Linked DNA regions of Homo sapiens: region 2 is linked to region 1. A link is a loop called in an ENCODE intact Hi-C map of the cell type or tissue named here. Cell type or tissue: dorsolateral prefrontal cortex. All regions are shown on one strand.

Region 1 (5,000 bases):
TTTTTTTTTTTTTTTTTTTTTTGTAGAGACAGGTCTCACTATGTTGCCCAGGCTGGTCTTGAACTCCTGAGCTCAAATGATCCTCCTACTTTGGCCTCCCAAAGTGCTGGGATAACAGATGTGAGCCATCACACCCGGCCTATTATTCCATTTTAAAAAGAAGGGCCGGCGCAGTGGCTCACACCTGTAATCCCAGCACTTGGGGAGGCCGAGGTGGGCGGATCACGAGGTCAAGAAATCAAGTCCATCCTGGCGGACATGGTGAAACCTCATCTCTACTAAAAATAAAAAAAAATTAGCCAGGTGTGGTGGCGGGCGCCTGTAGTCCCAGCTACTGGGGAGGCTGAGGCAGGAAAATCACTAAAACCTGGGAGGCGAAGGTTGCAGTGAGCGGAGATCATGCCACTGCACTGCAGCCTGGGCAATAGAGCAATACTCCATCTCAAAAAAATAAAAATAAAAATAAAATAAAATAAAAATAAATAAATAAAATAAAAAAGTAAAAATAAAAAGAATCCAAGCCTTCATACTCAGAAGTGAATCTATTTTTTTTTAATTCTTCAGAAAAGGTGATTCTATAATTGCCCTTAAAAATTAATTCCAGGACTATCTGGTAAATCTTTCCGTTAGCTAAACTAGATCCTTGCCATTTTTTTTTCTTGACATTAGTCTTCAGGTTGGTTGGTTGGTTTGTTGTTTTGTTTTTATTATGATAAAATAAACATAACATGAAATTTACCATTTTAACCTTTTTTTTTTTTTTTTTTTTTTTTTGAGATGGAGTCTCACTCTGTCGTCCAGGCTGGAATGCAGTGGTGCGATCTTGGCTCACTGCAAGCTCCTCCTCCTGGGTTCACGCCATTCTCCTGCCTCAGCCTCCTGAGGAGCTGGGAGCACAGGCGCCCACCACCACGCCCGGCTAATTTTTTTTGTATTTTTTGTAAAGACGGGGTTTCACCGTGTTAGCCAGGATGGTCTCGATCTCCTGACCTTGTGATCCACCTGCCTCGGCCTTCCAAAGTGCTGGGATTACAGGCATGAGCCGCCACATCCGGCCCATTTTAACCACTTTTAAGTATATGATTCATTGGCATGAAGTACATTCACACTGCTGTGCAGTCATCACCACCACCATCTCCAGAACATGTTTCTTCTTCCCAAACTGAAACTCTGTACCCAATAAACACTAACTCCCTGTTTCCCCCTTTCCCCAGCCCCTGGCAACCACCCAATTTGGCTGGGGGTTTTTTCAATACTTCCCTAGAAATCTGGTTTTTCATGTAATTCTCGTTCTTATCCCTCCTTACATTCTTACATTCTTTTGTAGCTATGGAACCAAGAACACTGTGTATGGTGAATATTTAACATAATAACATTACCTGTCTTCTGTGATCTTCCCAATGCACAGATTCCAGTATCTGGCTTAACTTTTTGATTATTCATTTTGACTCATTTTTCCCTAACACACTTTTGCCAATTTTTAAAAATCCTATCATTATTACTGCTTTCCTCTGTAATATTTTCTAATTAGCAAGGTAAAACTTAATATTAGCAGCTTCAATTACTTGAGTGAGAGGATGACTGAAAATCAAATTTTCCTATTACTCCAAATCTGGTCAATTTGTAAATTTAATATACAGATTTGCCAACAATGAAATAATAAACAATAAGCTTTATTTCCAAAAAGAACAAATGCTTTCATTTTTATTAGGCAAAAATACTAAGTCTTTTTTTGAGACGGAGTCTCACTCGGTCACCCAAGCTTGAGTGTGGTGGCGCCATCTTGGCTCACTGCAACCTCTGCCTCACAGGTTCAAGCGATTCTCCTGCCTCTGCCTCCCGTGTAGCTGGGATTACAGGCACACGTCACCATGCCCAGCTAATTTTTGTATTTTTAGTAGAGACGGGGTTTCACCATGTTGGTCAGGCTGTTTTTGAACTGACTTCAGGTGATCTGCTCACCTCAGCCTTCCAAAGTGCTCAGATTACAGGCATGAGCTACGGCACCTGGCCGTAAGTCAGTCTTTAACACTGACAGAAACAACTGCAACTGGCTCCAAAATACTCTACAGAAAGCTGCAAGCCCAGAATTAATTTAATCAACACAAATACATTTGCTTCTTTTTGAACTTCTAAAATCTTTCACTAGAGGGCTCATGACTTGTTTAAAACTTATTTCAATACCCAGTGTAAGAAACCTTTCCATTCTAAAAATTAAAGCAGTGAATCTGAAGAGAGGTCTGGCTTGAAATGTGTGTTTGCTTTTTATGTTTATTAGGGTGCCTGACCAGGTTCTCTAATCAAGGTCTCAGGCTCCTGAACTGAGCTCCACGGGGCCGAATCTAGTTGTGCTTGTGGTGGGAGCCATCTGGTGGCCAAAGGCTGAAGACTACTCACAGAGGGCTTCCCTGCCAGCATCCCAAGCAAGGCTCCAGGCCTGTAGAAAAAATTTTGCTATTTCTTCAAGTGCCTCCAGCTAGAAGAACCCTGCTGGATCTGTTCCAACCTAGAGCTGTCACAGATGTTTGGTTCCTGGTCAAAGATAGTCCTTGGTCAGTGAATTTGGAAATGAATCCTACAGTCCACTGGGTATTCTAAACATCTCAAGAAAAGTTTTCAGAGAAGTCAGTTTGAGGAGTTTCTGACTTTAGCAGAAGTCAGAAGGAGGCCTTTACAAATCCCACATCCTCTGGGCAGAAGGAAGACCAAAAAAGTCTCAGAATATTGAAAGTCCTTAAAAGTGCCCCAATCAGAAGTCACAGACATCAAAGCAGTTGCGCAACCCTCCTCTTCTTGTGGAAGAGACAGCGCTCCAAGTAACAATCTGCCCCGATCTCTAGAATTACGGTAGCCATGGGTACCACAAGACACCTCCATTTCTAGTTGCCTACAGTGATCCCCATGCTGTAGGTGCTGGCTGGGACATGTGAACTTGTGCCGGCGTCGGAGACCCATAAAAGGCACCCAATCACTGCACTTCCACTTGAACTGAATGAAAATTCATTGTTGTTCCAGCACCACCTCTAATTGCTTAGTACATTCCGTGATGTCAACTAATAAATCTTAAATGAAAATAGATTCCACAGAGTGCAATTTAACAAAATGGGTGGCAAGGAAAGAAAGAATTCTGAGATACTATCAACATTTGTATTGCTAACCTGGGCAGCAGGAGTCTGTGTACAGGTATTCTAAAAATGACAAGAAAGTCTCTTTGGAAACACCATAAACGGGAATCAGGACACTCTTTGCTTCCATGTAATTACCATTAAACATGGCTGCCATCACTTCACAACGGGCCACCAGGATGGCCCTGTGGGCTGGCACTGTCGTACCTGAAAGGTTCAAAAGGGAAACAAGAAACAAGTGAGATAAACCTGCAGGGTTATTCCAGCAATTTTCCTTCTAATTAGACTACCACATTAGGGACAGCTAGGCTGATATGCAGAATCTGAATTTGGGAGTGATAACTACCATTAATCCAGAAACTTCTTAATTTTAAAGGGAGCAATAAAGAAAGTTCAGATGTTGACCTTGAAACCAACAATTTGCAAGTCAAGACAACAATTTGTTACTTAGTTTGTATTTCCAGAAATAGAAACACTGAAATGAAGTATTTTGCTTCATATTTTTATAATGAAACATCAATCCTTTCCAATTGGCTTGAAATATTAATAATACTACCCGTGCCCATGTGCCTCCCAAGAAAACAACCCCATTACCCTTCTGGGCCTGACTCACAGAACCATCTTGGCCATGCTTCCCCTTATCTGAAACAGGAAACTGTAAGAAGTAAACCATAAGCTGTCCGTACACCACAGTAGGAATAGCAAGAGGATCTCTTGTGGAGCCAAGGAGAGCATTTCAGACTTAATGAAAATCTGGAAGAGGATGACCTTAATCCCTGCAGTCTCCCCAGCACACTACTTCCTCAGGCAACCATTCTGTCTCACCTGAACAATGCCTGCTGCTGGGAGAGCCAGTGCTACGTTGAATTTTGAGGGCTCTCTCAGCCCATACTGCTCACTGAACTCACCGAACTGAATTAACTCTCTAGGAAAAGCTTGCTAGGCTCTCTAGCTACTGCTGCACCACACAAAGGCAGCGCTGGATAGGGCCGTGAGTGGCCAGGGCTCTCTACTTCCACCACCTTAGAAAACCACGAATACACACTGCCAGCCTTCAGTTCAGCCTGGATCACTTCAACAGATTATTACCGAGAATCAGCATGTGCCAATCATTGCATTTGGAATTGAAGACACAAAGAGGAGGAAGACAAAGCTACCTCTGCTTTGGAGCAGTTTTTACTTTCGTAGAAGACACCACAGCCAGTGTGAGTGACAAAGCTGTCGCATTCCAGGAAGTAACTCTCCAACCAAACCAAGCCACTCAGCCCTGCCCAAGAGTTTACCCACACATCTCTAAAATCTCATACTCATCAGGGATATATAGTCTTCTCTAAAGCATTTACAATTATTGGGTTCTTCATCCCTTTTAAATCCAAGCACAACATCTCCTGTCTCAGGAAAGAAGAAAAGAGTTACATCTAAGCCCAGTGGCTTTTTCCAAAGCCAATAATCACTCAGGATCTATAGGCAACACCTGGCACTGCCAGCTCTGAGCCTACTGCTCGGCACTGCCATTTGCACAGCCACACCTACCTGAGGAGCAGGGAAGTAACTTGGGAAGCCCTCCCACCCAGTCAACACTCACCTCCTGGCAGGCACACTCCCCTCCTCGCCTCACTGGGACAGTGTCCCTCCACCGGGAAGGACCAGTTTCCATAATTAAAGCAAGCTGGCTGTATTTGTATACAGCAGTTAATAAAGAATACAAACAGGTCATGCCATTTGACTTGTAATTGTAAGGTTTTAAAATGTTAAAGATAAATAGGGCACTATATTTTTAAAAATTAGAAGCATGACTTAAATAAACTGGATGATCTATCACTTGGGTTAAGCACAGGGATTTAAGATCTACCAAAAAATACCAAGTAGATAGTT
Region 2 (5,000 bases), 810 kb before region 1:
GAGATAGAGCCTTGCAGACTTCACTACTGCCAGCCCCCTAGTACTGCTGGCCTCTCCCCCTCCCCCCTTCTTTTTCCATTTTTCTCTCCCCCTTTCTTTTCTTCTTCCACCCCTCCAGATCCTCACTGGGGTGACTCAATGCTGTTGTCAAGCCACAAAACCACCCTGACCCCCACTTTACACATCTAGAGGGATGATATTTACTTAGCAGGGTTATAATGAGGCCTGAATAAATAGCATATATGAATGTCCTTGCATAGAGGAGACACGATAATTATTTGGTAGGAAAGAAAGAAGGTGAAAAGAAGGCAGTTGCTTAAGTGCTACTCAGTATATGGAAAAATAAATCACTCAATGGAAAGTTCATCACGGGTAGGATGAGAGGAGGGTGAGTCAGAGCAAACTAACGGAGGAGTGTGATGTTGGAAGGTGCAGGTTGCCTCTGCTGCTGCTGACGTTATTTGAAAGAGATATAAGACTAAATCTCTAGTTAGTGGTAATTAGAGGAGCTCCCTAGGCACTTCATGTAGCTGGGATGGTAGCCTTCTTGTCCTGCCTGAAATCAATTCCAGTTTGTATAATTACGTCCAGACAGCAGGGTCCCAGCTGCAAGGTTTTACACAAAATATTTTCTCCATTGTACTTTCTATAATTAGTATTTCACGTAGGTGAGTGGGGGAAAAGGCCACAGTATCCCACCTGGTATCCTTTTCTTTTTTAGGGCAGATGGATAAATTCCTTGACATATTCTGACATTAGGAAAGTCTTGAGAATGCATGAAAATTAAAAGATGTTTTGCAAGTATTTTTCATTTTGCTTTCTGATATGCTCTTCATAACAATGAAATATATGAGGTCGTGGATCCTAAAAGTACAGGATGATGCCATCTTGATCACTGTCACCTGTTATGGACTAAACTGTGTCCCCCACAAAATTCACATGTTAAAGCCCTAATGCCCAATATGACTGTATTAGGAGATAGAGCCTTTAACGAGGTAATAAGGTTAAATGAGGTCATAGAGGTTGGACCCTAATCTGATAGAACCGGTGTCCATATAAAAAGAGGAAGAGACAACAGAGATCTCTCTCTCCTCACATGCTCAGAGAAAAGGCCATGTGAGCACACAGTGAGAAAATCACCAAACACAAGTCAGAGAGCCCTCATTAGAAACTAACCCTGCTGGCACCTTCGTCTCAGACTTCCAGCCTCCAGACTGTGAGAAAAAACCTGTTGGCAGCTGAGGATTCTCAACATGGTGCTGTAGGTTGAATTCAGTGGAGCCTCCACTCTCCAGGGCTTATCTCGAGGTGGGCTGCTGTGTTCCATCATGAACACAGAAGAAAGCATCTCACAGCAAGTTCCCTCATATGCTTGGCTACATTTGTTTTTCATGAGCATGGCTGTAGTGACCACAAAGAGCTCTATAGCTTAGTCCATGTTTCCTATTGCTGGTTTTAGTTTCCTATTTTTGCTGAAACAATTTACAACACACTTAGTGGCTCAAACAACACAAATTTATTCTCTTACCATTTTGGAGGCAAAAGCAAAAAATCAGTTTGATTGAGCAAATATCAAGAGGTTGGTGGGGTCGTTCCTTCTGGAGGTTCTGAGGGGAGAATCTGTCTCCTTGCTTTTTTCAGCTTTTAGTGGCTGACTGTATTCCTTGGCTTGTAGTTACTTCCTCCTTCTCCAAAACACATTGCTCCAGCCTCTGGTTTCATCTTCAGGAGTCAGTCTTCTCCTCTGGCTCTGACTCCTCTTGTGTCCCTCTTGTAAGGACAACTGTGACTGTATTGGGCCTACCTGGCTAATCCAGGACAATCTACCCATCTCAATCCCTTGATCTCATCTGCAAAGTTCCTTTTGCCATATTAGGCAATATTCACAGGTTCTGGGGGATGAGATTAGGACATGGACATCTTTGGAAGAGGCATGATTCAGCCTACCATACTATTCCTACACCTCACACTCCTAAGCACAAACCCCTTATAGAGACCACCCCATTTGCAGCTCTCTGCAGGCTCAGTATATCCCTCCTGAGTGGATTGAATATTTTTTCCTTGAACATCCAGGTCTTATGCCACGCCACCTCCTCCAGGAAGCCTTCTCTCCCTTCTCCAACTCACTTTGACTTCTCATAGTACTTAAATAAGAACTCCATTATTTGGGTCTAATATGTTATGTTGAATTTTAACTCTATTTTGTTTCATATATATTTGTCTTTTTTCTCTAACCAAGCTATATGTTTTTTATCTAAGTTCTGCATATTTTCTCTATGTTCTTCTTCCTCGTTCCCCTGAAATACTTTCTTTGGCCTCTAGGTGGCCTTCTCCTTTATTCTCCCTATCCATTTCAGGTTCTGTGTCATCCAACTGAGTGCCTTGCCTGAGCCCATCACTGTCTCTGCTTCTTTGCTCCCCATCCCACCCTTGGCATTGGTTATGAGTCAGGCTTCTGCTCTGGTCCTTTCGAGGTCTTGTTCTGGGAAGATTCCCTGACCCCACTTCCCTCCATGACTGGGGTCCTGTCTTCCCCTTCGGTGGCCCTTCCCTGAGGCCTGGAGTTCTGCTGCTGATTCACAGCTTCCCTAGTGACGAATTCCCAGGTTGTTTCACATAAACTCTCCACGTAATTCCTGTTTGATAATAATCTGGGGACCCAGGCCACTGACTACACTTGTGGCTGGTCCTAGTCCATATGTTGGAACTCTTTTTCCTCACCTTGAGCCACTGGAGTTGCCAATGGGGGAATCATGTTTTTATCTACCTAGATAAACATCCGGTTTAGTATCTGAGGCAAATCTCCCAGCCCATTTTATGCCTGCATGTGCATGTCCATTGCCAGCTCTGATCCTCTGCACTTGCTATCCCACGTTTCTGTGAGTAAGCAGATGGGCTTCATGAATGATTCCAAGATATAATGTGAATCTCCCACAGTGCCTAACATAGACCTAGCCAGTGTTCAAATCCAGGGCCAATTGACCGGGGAATTGGTTTTACTCTGTAGATTCCATATTTGACACACTCAGGACAAAATATACTTGAGATGCATCTGGAAAAAGAGCTGCTTCCTTGGTCTTGCCTTTCTCGAAACATTAAACTTAACTGCAATTGCCATTTGAAATCCATTTTTTGAGAGCTTGCTATATGTAAACACCAGGAATAATAAGAGAAAAAAAAATCTTGCCACAATCCTCACCTTTAAGCAACTCCTAAGTTAATGTGGTGCATAGAAAACAAAAACAGAGTTTACTATAATATCATAGCCGGTGATATCATTTGTAGGATTTACTGCAAAATAAAAATTTGAAACCTCTTGTTGAAAAAGCAGATAAAAGGTGACATAAGCAGTACTAAAATTTGAAAATTCTTTGTTTTCTGTAGGTTATCTTGACTTGGCATGGTATTTTTTAATGTGGTGTTTAATATTCTAAGTAAATAAAAAATTAAAATTTAAATTACTAGAATGAATTTTGTCATCCATCTTTATATTCTACAACGCTGGTTTTAAATTCAAATATGACAACATTAAACTCACGCAGAATCATCGAAATTACATAATCTTAGTATTTTGTTTTTGGCAGAACAGTAGAAATGCTCCACAAGGCTAACTCGACTGTTTTTCTGTTTACATCTTGACATTCATGCATTCTACCAACACTCTACTTTTAGTTTGCTAATGAGTAATGAACTGCAAGCAAAGGAGCTATGGGTTGCCCTATCTTTCCCTTTCTTCTATATGATTTTCTGCAGGAACGGTTGGCTAATATAGGGAAGTAATAAGAGGTGGAAAAAACGAGAGTTTCTTGCTCATTCATGTTTCTTACAACATCATTGCTTTCTTTATGCATTCAGAGAAAGTTCTATTTGGAAGGTGAGGCATGGCCTCTTGGAATTGCAAGTGCCACTGCTTCCTCAGTAGTACATGTAACATGCTTACCTTGTACTATAATTTTGAGTCTTGCTGAACTCTCCTGCATTGTGGGTGCACTGGAATTCTGTGATCTTTGGCATTGCAAATTATTTATGCGAATGGGGCAGTAAGGAATGGCTGACATGCATTGGCTTAGTTCAGCTGCTATAATAAAATGCCATAGACAGTGTGGCTTAAAAACAACAGAAATCTATTTCTCACACTTCTGGAGGCTGTAAGTCCAAGATCAGCGTGCCAGTGTGGTCAGGCTCTGATGCGGGCCTGCTCCTGGGTGGCAAATGGCTATCTTCCTGGATTCCCACATGGTGGAAAGAGGGCAAGAGAGCTCTCTCTGGGATCCCTTTAATAAGGCACTAATCCTATTCATGAAGCATTCACTCTCATGACTAATTTCCTCACATCTCCTAATATCATCACACTGAGGGCTAGGATTTCATATATACATTTTACATGCACATTACATGTATCTCTTCTGCTCATTCAGTCCATTGCACACATATTGCATGTATCTCTTCTGTTCATGTGCATACCTCATTGTTCCATTGGACTTCAGCTACAAAACACAAATCAAAGCTAAAATTATTGAGAATTTCAAGCTGATGGCAACAGAGCATTAAATAAAGTGTGGGGCCCTTCAGAGTACAAGGCTCAATGATACTGCATAGGTCACACACCCATGAAACGGGTCCTGATGGCAATACCCTCTAAAAAATTCCATGATCAAGACATGCTCAGGGTTAGAGAACACGTCACAAGATGGAGAGAAGAGAGAAGGACTTTCTACAGGAGGTGACGCTGGAGCTGAAGCTTCAAGGATAAGAAAGATTTTGCAAGTGAACAAAGGAGAAGAGCATGTTCGTAGGGTGACAGCAGGTGCAACGGCACAAGGCACACTAAAGCATTGTGTGTTTGGGGGACGACAGCAGTTTGATGGAATTGGATGCAGATGGGTATGGGGCCACAAAGGAAGCTGAGATTTAAGAAATCCTAAAGAAATGTAAGTGCCAGGCTGGGCACAGTGGCTCACGCCTGTAATCCCAGGACTTTGGGAGGCCGAGGCGGGCGG

The links. A loop is a pair of places that touch in the nucleus more often than their neighbours do. Peaks named below come from ENCODE experiments on the same cell type or tissue, not always from the same donor. Only the 100,000 strongest peaks of a DNase experiment are listed, where the experiment ranks them.
Region 2: a loop joins it to region 1, with 5 times the contacts of the local background. A loop is called at or near these places in 7 of 110 quality-filtered maps.

Annotation. Positions count from the first base shown.
Region 1 is chr5:95,778,584-95,783,583 of GRCh38, reverse strand. RHOBTB3 (Rho related BTB domain containing 3) reads right to left here. Exons shown (of 12, transcript NM_014899.4): 9 at 3,159-3,332. Among named protein-coding and RNA genes, the nearest start is that of GLRX, 42 kb to the left of the region's middle. RefSeq lists an enhancer at 2,290-2,339. In dorsolateral prefrontal cortex, CTCF peaks have their summits at 2,151 and 2,355 (motif pointing left); a DNase peak (open chromatin) is centred at 2,373; H3K4me3 peaks cover 275 bases; H3K27ac peaks cover 3,171 bases.
Region 2 is chr5:96,593,006-96,598,005 of GRCh38, reverse strand. The region is part of intron 4 of LOC101929710 (a long non-coding RNA gene); the gene reads right to left. It also overlaps a transcript of CAST not described here. Among named protein-coding and RNA genes, the nearest start is that of CAST, 67 kb to the left of the region's middle. In dorsolateral prefrontal cortex, a CTCF peak has its summit at 2,296 (motif pointing right); no DNase peak of the experiment used is centred here.